Linked DNA regions of Homo sapiens: all the other regions are linked to region 1. A link is an interaction called in ENCODE POLR2A ChIA-PET data of the cell type or tissue named here. Cell type or tissue: HepG2. All regions are shown on one strand. Links, peaks and the distances in the headings refer to the core of each region. The heading gives the core; the rest is flanking DNA.

Region 1 (3,071 bases), core at 173-2,672:
TGAATTGGATACTTAAAAACGAAGAATTTTATGTTCTAAGAAATTTTATTATGTGGTTCTAAGAAATTTTATTATGTGGGTAAACTAGTAATGTGGGCTTTCTTTATTTTTAAGAAAACTTTTGGGATATAATTCCATTACTACTTTATCCTACATTACACTGGAGGTCCTATATAGTGTAATAAGATAAGAAAAAGCAATAAAAACTATAAGGATTGGAAAGGAAGAAACAAATCTTTTGCTTGTAGATAATATGACTGTCTACTTAAGAAATGCAAACTAGTAAATAAACAAAAGTTAAGTTAGGATGTTGTGTATAATATGAAAACAAAAAATTGCTTTTTCATGTATCAGCAGGAAAAAATGCAATTCAAAAATAAAATTTACAACAACAACAAAAAATACTTTTCTCTTGTTAACCTATCTTTTGGCAATCTAATTTACAGGGCCCTGGCCAATGAGCCTAGAATGGGTAGAGGGAAATATATTTTTTTCCTCCCCCACACATAAAATAAATATCTGTTTGGCCCCTGATATGTGCCAGGCGACGATCAAGAGCTAAGTGCAAAGGATACAAGAGGTTTACATTCTAGTATCAAACAGACAAGAAATACAAACAAATACGATTATTTCAAATAGCGACAGATGCCTTGGAGGGGAAAAAAAAACTGGGTAATGGAATAGAGGTAACTGAGGGATGGCTGTGGGCTTAGGCAACTGCTTTAGAAAACGTGGTCGGGGAGACCTCTTTCAGAAGAACAGTAGCAAGCCGCATAACTGTTTAATAAGCTGATATAGCTGTACCTAAAATAGTTGGCTCCACAAAATGTCCAACAGCAAAGGAAAATCAGGATCCTACTGGAGGGTGTAAAAGTCACCAAAAGCTGACAACGAAGATCTTCACAGGAAATGTACACAGGAAATGTAAACATATAGGTTGGAGGAGCCCCCTTGAGCCCTACGTCTGAAGCTGCCACCCCTGCCTGTGCCTGCTCAGGTCTGGATGACCCAGCTGGGTGTTCAGAGGTGCATACAGGGCGCTTGGATTCTGCTGCCCGGCTGGGTCTTAATGGAGAGCCTCTATTAATTATCTGAGCACTGGCATCACTCCCCTGGACTCAAAGCTAAATAAAGCCACCCCAGTTGCTTGGCCGCAAGCTCTCGAAGGTTTAAACAAAACTGCGTCTCAGTGGATGCAGCATTTGGCGCTTATCTAAAAGTTTTAACGTCTTTTCGCAGTTAATAATTAGCTCTGCCTTGGTCCTCACAAAGGGTGCCACCAAAACAAAAGCAGACGTTAAGTGTGTTCGCTATCCTTGCCACCGGTATAAATAGGCAAAGGGATGATTAATGAATGGGGGGGATTTAAACACAACAGTGAACAAAGACAAAGGCCCAAGGCTCGATCGACTGCCCACAAACTGAGACAGGCTGTATCCAGAGAGAAGCTGCAGAAAGCCACACACACAAACATCCGCTTAATGGACAGGTTGTGAAGACTTCATTTAACCTTGCGTTATGACAGCCGTAGTGTTTTATTAACATTCTGACATGTTAAGGGGCCAGGGTCAGCGGAGGCAAAACCATGCATTGCTGAGGGAGTTTCCTGGCAGGGGAGGGGAAGGCACATTTTTGTGTGGGTGACCGAAAGAAAACAGAGCAGGTCCAAGCACATTCCACAACACCCTTCAGGCCCCCTTTGTGAGGTGGGGCTAGAGCCACATTTTAAAAGAGTTGTTTGGATGTCAAACAAAGCAGATGAGGCACCCACACGCATGCCCAGCCTTTGACAAGGCCTGTCCACGCCTCAGAGTGGCCACATTAGAACCTGGGCTAGGCTTTAGCACTGACTCATAAAGAAGGCTGCTCAGAGGCATCTGCCACAGAAGTGTGTAGCGCGGAGGGGCTTTTGGCAGCCATTTGCAGACACAGGAGGGTTTGCCGCTGGTTGGCAGCCTTTAGTTAGTTCTAAGAGGAAACTTCCCCCCAAGGAGACAGCAGTAGCCCAGTGTGTTTGACCAGCTGGATTTTGAGCTTCTGGCTAGAGATGAGCCTGTGGGAAGCAGCAAATGGCCAAACCCTAGGGAGCCCTGGTTGGTCCACCTCTCTCTTTATAACCTTTCTTCTCCCTCCCAGGGCTTCCCCTCATCAACCAGGTGCCCATTCCCACAGGCTCTGTTTCCAACCAGGTGTCTGATGGGGAAGGATCTGATCAATTAATCCCTGTGGAAGATTTAGGTGATAATGAGCTTAAAGGCTCTCCCCACCCCCTCCAGGGACATTTGCATTTTAATGGAAGACTCCAACAGACCCAAAGGCATTCAAGAACTATAGCAGTGAAACAGTAATTGTGGAGTTTTAGGCTCTAAGGGAGGCCAGAACAGAGATATTTATGGGCTTGAGGAGCTTCCTGGTCTCCCCACAGTCACACTACGGAGACCCCTGCCAAAATTTGTAGGCTTTTATTTCATCTTTTCTCTGCCTACATTACTTAGGTATTGGAAATATCACCTGAGAAAATGGAGGCCAAATGCTTTAAAGAAACACCCAAAAGAATGTGATGATTATGATTTACTAAATGACAAAAATGTAGACCAGAGCATACTCTCTGTGATCAACACCCTTAAATAACAGATGAGGAAATGGAAACACTGAAAAATGAGGTTTTCATGTGAGTCACTCAGCCAATCACTTACAGAGCTAGGACCAGGCACTGACTCTCCTGATTCAAGACCAAGGCTTTTTCTACTGCACTGTAAGAATGACTTCTCTTCCGTCCTCACAGCACATCCTAATCACTCCTTGACTGCTGCATTACAGATGATCATATTATTTAATTTGTGTTTTATAGCTTTACAGTAATCTACTGCTTTGTTAGTGCAAAGGAGATACAGAATTCCAGTTCTGGAAAAATCACCTAAGGGAAGATGAACATTCAAACCAAAATTCTAGGGGATACCACTTTACACCCACTTAATTGTCCTCAAAAATAATAAATTGGACAATAAGAAGTGCTGGAGAAAATGTATATACACAGAAACTCTACTATTTTGCTGGTGGGAATGTTAAAC
Region 2 (3,071 bases), core at 235-2,734, 130 kb before region 1:
CCATACTGTGTCAAATATTGATATTTATAAAATAATGGAAGAACTGGCATCAGAAAATGTATGCTACAGCGACTCTTTGAATGAGGGCCAGAAAGAGAATAAAAAGCCCAGAGTGACCTGCTGTACACCCACACTGCTTCCCCAATTAACTCCAAACAGACTTTGTCTGGGATGAAATGATTTAGCCTCAACGCAAGGTCAGTCCCACATATCCAGAATAAAGATTGCCGAATATGCTTATTTGAGCTGAATTACATTTGGTAGTTTAATAATATGAATTTACTGCCTTTTCAAGAGGGACTCTAGCACTGGGGAGAACTTTAAAATGCATCACACTTAAAACATAAAATTAAATTCAATTAACTTTTATTGGGAGGCTAATACACTAGTACTCTAGAGGGAGAAACGAAGCTCTCAGCTTTCCCAGGATTTTCAAACCAGGTCTCTAGAATCCAGGCCAAAGATACTGGCCTGTCTCCATCCCTCATAAAGAGCTTCATTGGCAACTTTAACATCTGTACTCAGTGGAGTGGACTATGCCTATAAGTCTCCAGCTAAAAGACCCTCAGGGGCATAAAACCTGGAATAATACATAGGTAGAAAACACTCCCTACCTACCTATCACATAAAAGACAAAAAGCCAATGCGGGCATGAAAACATGTGAGGGTCTCAGAGACAATATGCTTTTTATTAAACCCTCCTACCTTCCTGCTATCAGGATAAAGGGTTACATCTATTTTTTTTTTTTTAATATTTAGCACAATTAGCCACTCACATTGACTTATTAGAGATTCTTCAGCCAGCCTCGGCTTTCCTAAGGCCTTACTGCCCCCTCCCTCCACTGAGATATCCAAGTTTGCAGACAACTGTAAGTAGAGTGCCTGACTACTCCCTTTGTGACTTCATAAAGAGCAAGCTATGACATTTGCTGGTTGAGTTGTGGAAAAAACTGAATTCCAGACAGATTGGCCAACTATATCCTGGAAATAGGATGAAGTAATCTCCTTGACTCATTTAACAAATATTTAATGAGTGCCTACTGCATACCATATACCATACTAGGCATCAGAGATTCATGAGTGAATGAAACAGACATGATCACTTCCCTTATGGCTACAAAAGAGGGGAGAATGGGGAAACATGGAAATCAAAAAGCATCCCTGTATTATCTATTCTCATACTGCTAACAAAGACATACTTGAGACTGGGTAATTTATAAAGAAAAAGAGGTTTGATGGACTCACATTTCCACATGGATGGGGAGGCCTCACAATCATGGTGGAAGGTGAAGGAGGAGCAAAGGCATGTCTTACATGGTGGCAGGCAAGAAAGCATGTGCAGGGGAACTGCCCTTTATAAAACCAGCAGATCTCATGAGAGTTATTCACTATCATGAGAACAATATGGGAAAAATCCACCCTCAAGATTCAATTACCTCCCGCTGGGTCCCTACCACAACACCTGGGGATTATGGGAGCCACAATTCAAGATGAGATTTGGGTGGGACACAGTCAAACCATATCAGTCCCTATCTTAAACAAATAATACAAAAAAAACCCAAGATTTCAAAATCAGGGTTAAACTCTCTGTCAAGCTGGTTGGAATTTGCAAGACAGAATCAGTTTCCCAGTGCTGCTGTAACAAGTTCACATGAACTTAGCAGCTTCAAACAACACAAGTTCATTGTCTTAGAGTTCTGGAGGTCAGATGTCTGAAAAAGGCCCTATAGAGGCAAAATTGAGGTGAGGGGAGAACACGTTTCCTTGCCTTTCCCAGCTCCTAGTGGCTGCCTGTGTTCCCTGTCTTGCACCCCTGGCTCCATTTTCAAAAGCACATTGCTCCAATCTCTGCTTGCTTCATCACATCTCCTTCTCCCCTGACTCTGACTTCCCTGAGTCCTCTTCGGAACCGTTGTGCTTACCTCAGGCCCACCTGGATAATGCAGAATAACCTCCACAATTTATGATTTTTTAATCACACCTGCAAAGTCCCTTTTGCCATATAAGGTAATCCCAGTTTCTAAGAATTAGGACATGGACATATTCGGATGATTGTTATTCAGCCTATCACAAAGACCAAAAATAACATCCCAAACTTTAGGTACTTTCGTGGAAAAAGAAATGACCTGAGCTCTTGAAGATGTGACCAGGATGCAGAACAGTGGAATTGCCTCCCTAATTACATTCATATTCTCTGTCTAACAGCAGTAAAACAAGAAAGGTGTGGTGGTGGTGCATGCCTGTAGTCCCAACTGTTTGGGAGGCTGAGGCTGGCAGATCACTTGAACCAAGGAGTTCAAGATCAGCCTGGGCAATAGAGTGAGACCTCCTCTCCATTTAAAAAGAAAAAGAAAAGCAGTGAAACACAGTGGCAAAGAACACAGGCTGTGGGGTGAAATACACCAGGGTATTGGTTGAACCAGCTCAACCAAACACCTGGATGAACATGATCAAATTACTTAACCTCTCTGAACCTCAATTTCCTGTTCCCCAAATGGAGATCACAATAATACTCCCTTTCTGGGGTTGTTATGAGGATTAATGAGATAATACCTATATAGCACTCTTTGTTGTATATAGTAAGCATTCAATCGATGTTATTATTATGTTATTATTATAATTATTCAATCACTGGCCACCCAGCCTGGACTTGAACTCACACCTGAGTATTTTAGAGGCCTCCTTCAGTACAGATCACTGAAATTTCCAGAACTTCCTCTTCCCCTTACTTGAAATCCGATCTGTCCCTCAAGCACTTGTCTCATTCATGCTCCTTCATGCTTCCCCAGTGGGAAGAACTCTATCTCCCTTTCCTTCTGACCTCCAACAACAGGTGCACCACTCGTGTAAGGCTATCACTGATCTTGCTGCTTCCAATCTTATTTTTATGTTTTAGCACCATATGTAGATTACAAACTGCCTGAGGGCAAATACTGCTGTACTAGTACTCAGTGAAGACATGTGGCCACAGTAGATAATCAATAAACTGGTTAAATAAACTCATTGCAGAGTTTATTCCTCCCAGATCTGTGGGGAAACACAATTTCACATTTCCCATTAAAGGGGAGCTA
Region 3 (3,071 bases), core at 235-2,734, 99 kb after region 1:
TTTATGGCAGAAACCCCCGTCTATAAATCCTGCGACACCCGGAGACAGCTTCAGATTTATAAAACTGCTTGTTAAGCCAGGGCACTGCTTAATGAAAAGAGATCGGTCTAAGTTCTAAGTCTCACGTCCCTAGCTCCAGAGGGCAACTCCAATTTTCCTGACCTTCTCAAGGTGGCTAGGGGAAAGCCCCCAAGGCTGGGGGTGGTGAGGGGTGGGGGTGAGAGTCAGAGGTGCTCTTGGCTGAGATACAGAAGGTGGGGTTATCAAGAGGAGAGCAGGGATCCTGGGAAGGTGCTTAAAGACCCATTTGTCTCTGTCTGGAAACAGATTTCCTAAATCTGAGAGACCAGCACATTGAGCTTTTCAGGTCCTCTTTCTTCTCACATAGAATGTTCCATTTGCTTAAAGGACTCCTCTAAGGAGAGAGCTAAAACCGCTAGGAGGAGAAAAGGAACAGGAGAAATACCTTTTTTTTCTTTCTTTCCAAAATCAATTTTCTCTGCTCTAGTCCCAACACTCAGGCATTTTTCATCCAGACCTGAGAGAGAGAGGAGGATGTTCTTTCCCCCTGCCTGTAACTGTTATCCCCAGGGCAATGGCTGCTCCCCCCAGGGCAATGGCTGCTCCCCAGGAACACCTTACAACCACAGAAAAGCTCAGATGGGCCTCCACGGTCTGCGAATGGGGTTGGCTGACATGTTTTTTTCTCTGACACTCTATTCAAGAAGTACCAAGTTTCCAATTCTTGAGGGAACTGGGCATGGGGTCATTAGAGTTTTGTTTCGTTTTTAAAATTTTCTTCCGTTTACGGCAGTCTATGCTTCTTTGCATTATTTCTTGCTGCCTTCTTGCTTCTATTCTTTGGAGGCAGTGAGACATGGTACAAGCTACTGATGCGCTACCTGAGACCCCTGAAGGCAGCAGTGGGTGATCTGTGAGCCATTCTCAATCTTTCACAAAGCTTGATGGGATAGATGAGTCCGTCAACAAAACATCATGCTTCCTCACTGTTGACTAGATTACATTAACTCCATTTAATAGCACTGGTTACCTCATGCTGAACAGAAGCCGTGATCAACTGCTGAACGTATATGTTTCATAATAATAATAAACTTAGCAATGGCTTCAGTGCAGCCTATTTGAGAGATCAAAGTTTTTAAAGTGTTGGGGAGAAAAATAAAAGGAGGGCAAGTTTTTGTAACAAAAAGCTTGGGGACTAATAGCATAGTGAAAGAGGCCAGACTCTTGAGTGTATCTTGCCCTGTGATCTTGGTTCAGTCTCTGCTGCCTTTCTGAGCCTCAGTTTTTCTATCTATGCTGTGAAGGGGATGGGCCAAATGATGTCTAAGCCTCTTTCAAATGTTACCTTGCTTGAACTCTACGTGGCTCAAAGTTGACTTACAATAAAAATGTCCATGTCGTCCTTTCTTGTTATTCCAATTTCCTTATATAACCACCCCCAACACCTCCAAGTAAATGACGACTGTGAGAAAGTCAATAAAGACCACAGAGTAATGAACAAACAGTGTGAGTGGAATAACTGCAGATGCTCAGAGAGATGACAACAATCTCACTCTAATGAGCCGAGGTGAGCTCACCTACAGCATTCATGAATGCCTGACAACTGGCAGAGGCCAGCTGATTTTCCTCACAGTTCACCGGCAGCATGTTTGAAGTCTCTGTGCAAACAATACACCCACAGGACAGACCAAGGCCCTCTACAGAGAGTAACCGGCAATTACTCTGTGGGCTTCTGTCACTTTGATCTCTGGGTCGTGACCTTTGCTTTCTTGTGATCTTCAAAGCCCAGATTGTAGATTAGCTGGAGAATGCTCACTGGGTTATGTAAGCCACAAGTTTTACAGCTCCTATTCGTCTGGGAAATGGTGGCAGCCCAGAGCGACCAGACGGCGGAGGGTCCCTCCCTCCTTCCCTTTGGCTGAGTGCTGCAGACACTGGGCAGGCCCCAGGGCTGCTCCATGCAGGGGAACAAAGAAAGGGTGTCACGTTTTAAATAATTGAAAGTTGTAAGGAATACAGAAGGCCCTACAGGGAGGAGGGAGTAAAGCAAGGCCAACCAGAGACTGGAGTGGCAGGAGGGGATGAACGACAGAGGGTTCAGTGACAGAGGAAGAGCTAAAAGACCATGAGACCAACTCCCTTATTTGAAAGGTGAAGTCCAGACTTGTCTACTGTTAACCTTCAAGTCCATTGTTCTTTCTGTAGCAAAAACAAAAAAAGCAATGGCAAGGGAAGACAAGAAATAGACCATTCTGGGCACCCAACTTTCCCATATTGATTTGTTATTTTGGCTAGCGTTGAAATCCACAAGGGGCACTAAAGTGGTTTCTCAGTAGCATGGTGGTCTCTCCGGCCAAGTCTTGCACTGCTGTTCTCTTCCTGCCCAAATCCTGGAGGCTGCTGATTATCACATTCACCTCCATTCCACATTCATCCCAAAATAGCAGCATGGTGTGTACACACTGAAAATCACAGACAGGTTTAAGCTCCTATAATAACAGGGCCATGGACATTTCTCAGCCATGAACTATGATGAATGGCAAAGAGAAACCCCAGGCACAGTTCTGCTCCTGCCCCAGTGGGGCCAGGGTGCTACTCAACAACTTGGTTGTATGTTCATGCTCACATATAAATTTAATGAGCCTGTTTTATGGTGGGGATGTGTGCCAAGAAAATCCAACTGGGTGCACAGGGGGTAAGTGAGGAAGTGAAAAGGGTGAATTTGGGAGGAGGGGAGGAAAGACTCCACAGAAACTCAAGCTCTGTGATGCCATTTCCAATAACTACATAAATCGAGTCACTTCCCATTTCTGGTCCAGTGGTTGGCCACAATGTGACCTAAAAACTGGGCTGACCTCTTTGAAATCAACATCTCCCATGGAAATGAAACAACAGACACACTTGTTTTGATGTATGCCTGGGTGACATATTATAAATATTACATCACATAACCACAGAGGATGCCAATCAATAAGAATTTTTTTCAGACAGCACTAAATGAACCATGGGTTCTTGCTTCTGAATACACTCCTTTAAGGCTCCTAGTATTG

What was found. ChIA-PET counts read pairs that join two places held together with the same protein. Peaks named below come from ENCODE experiments on the same cell type or tissue, not always from the same donor. Only the 100,000 strongest peaks of a DNase experiment are listed, where the experiment ranks them.
Region 2: POLR2A ChIA-PET joins it to region 1 with 5 read pairs; 2 of 35 experiments call an interaction of 5 or more read pairs at or near these places.
Region 3: POLR2A ChIA-PET joins it to region 1 with 35 read pairs; 1 of 35 experiments calls an interaction of 5 or more read pairs at or near these places.

What each region holds. Positions count from the first base shown.
Region 1 is chr10:76,148,997-76,152,067 of GRCh38, reverse strand. The region is part of intron 5 of LRMDA (leucine rich melanocyte differentiation associated); the gene reads right to left. Among named protein-coding and RNA genes, the nearest start is that of MIR606, 600 kb to the right of the region's middle. RefSeq lists an enhancer at 1,618-2,526. In HepG2, for the core only: no CTCF peak of the experiment used is centred there; DNase peaks (open chromatin) are centred at 937 and 1,697; H3K4me3 peaks cover 2,178 bases.
Region 2 is chr10:76,283,113-76,286,183 of GRCh38, reverse strand. All of the region lies in intron 5 of LRMDA (leucine rich melanocyte differentiation associated), which reads right to left. LOC124902462 (a long non-coding RNA gene) reads left to right here. Exons shown (of 3, transcript XR_007062203.1): 3 at 1-3,071. Among named protein-coding and RNA genes, the nearest start is that of KCNMA1-AS1, 600 kb to the left of the region's middle. In HepG2, for the core only: no CTCF peak of the experiment used is centred there; no DNase peak of the experiment used is centred there.
Region 3 is chr10:76,049,974-76,053,044 of GRCh38, reverse strand. All of the region lies in intron 4 of LRMDA (leucine rich melanocyte differentiation associated), which reads right to left. Among named protein-coding and RNA genes, the nearest start is that of MIR606, 500 kb to the right of the region's middle. RefSeq lists an enhancer at 1,504-2,037. In HepG2, for the core only: a CTCF peak has its summit at 1,752; a DNase peak (open chromatin) is centred at 1,724.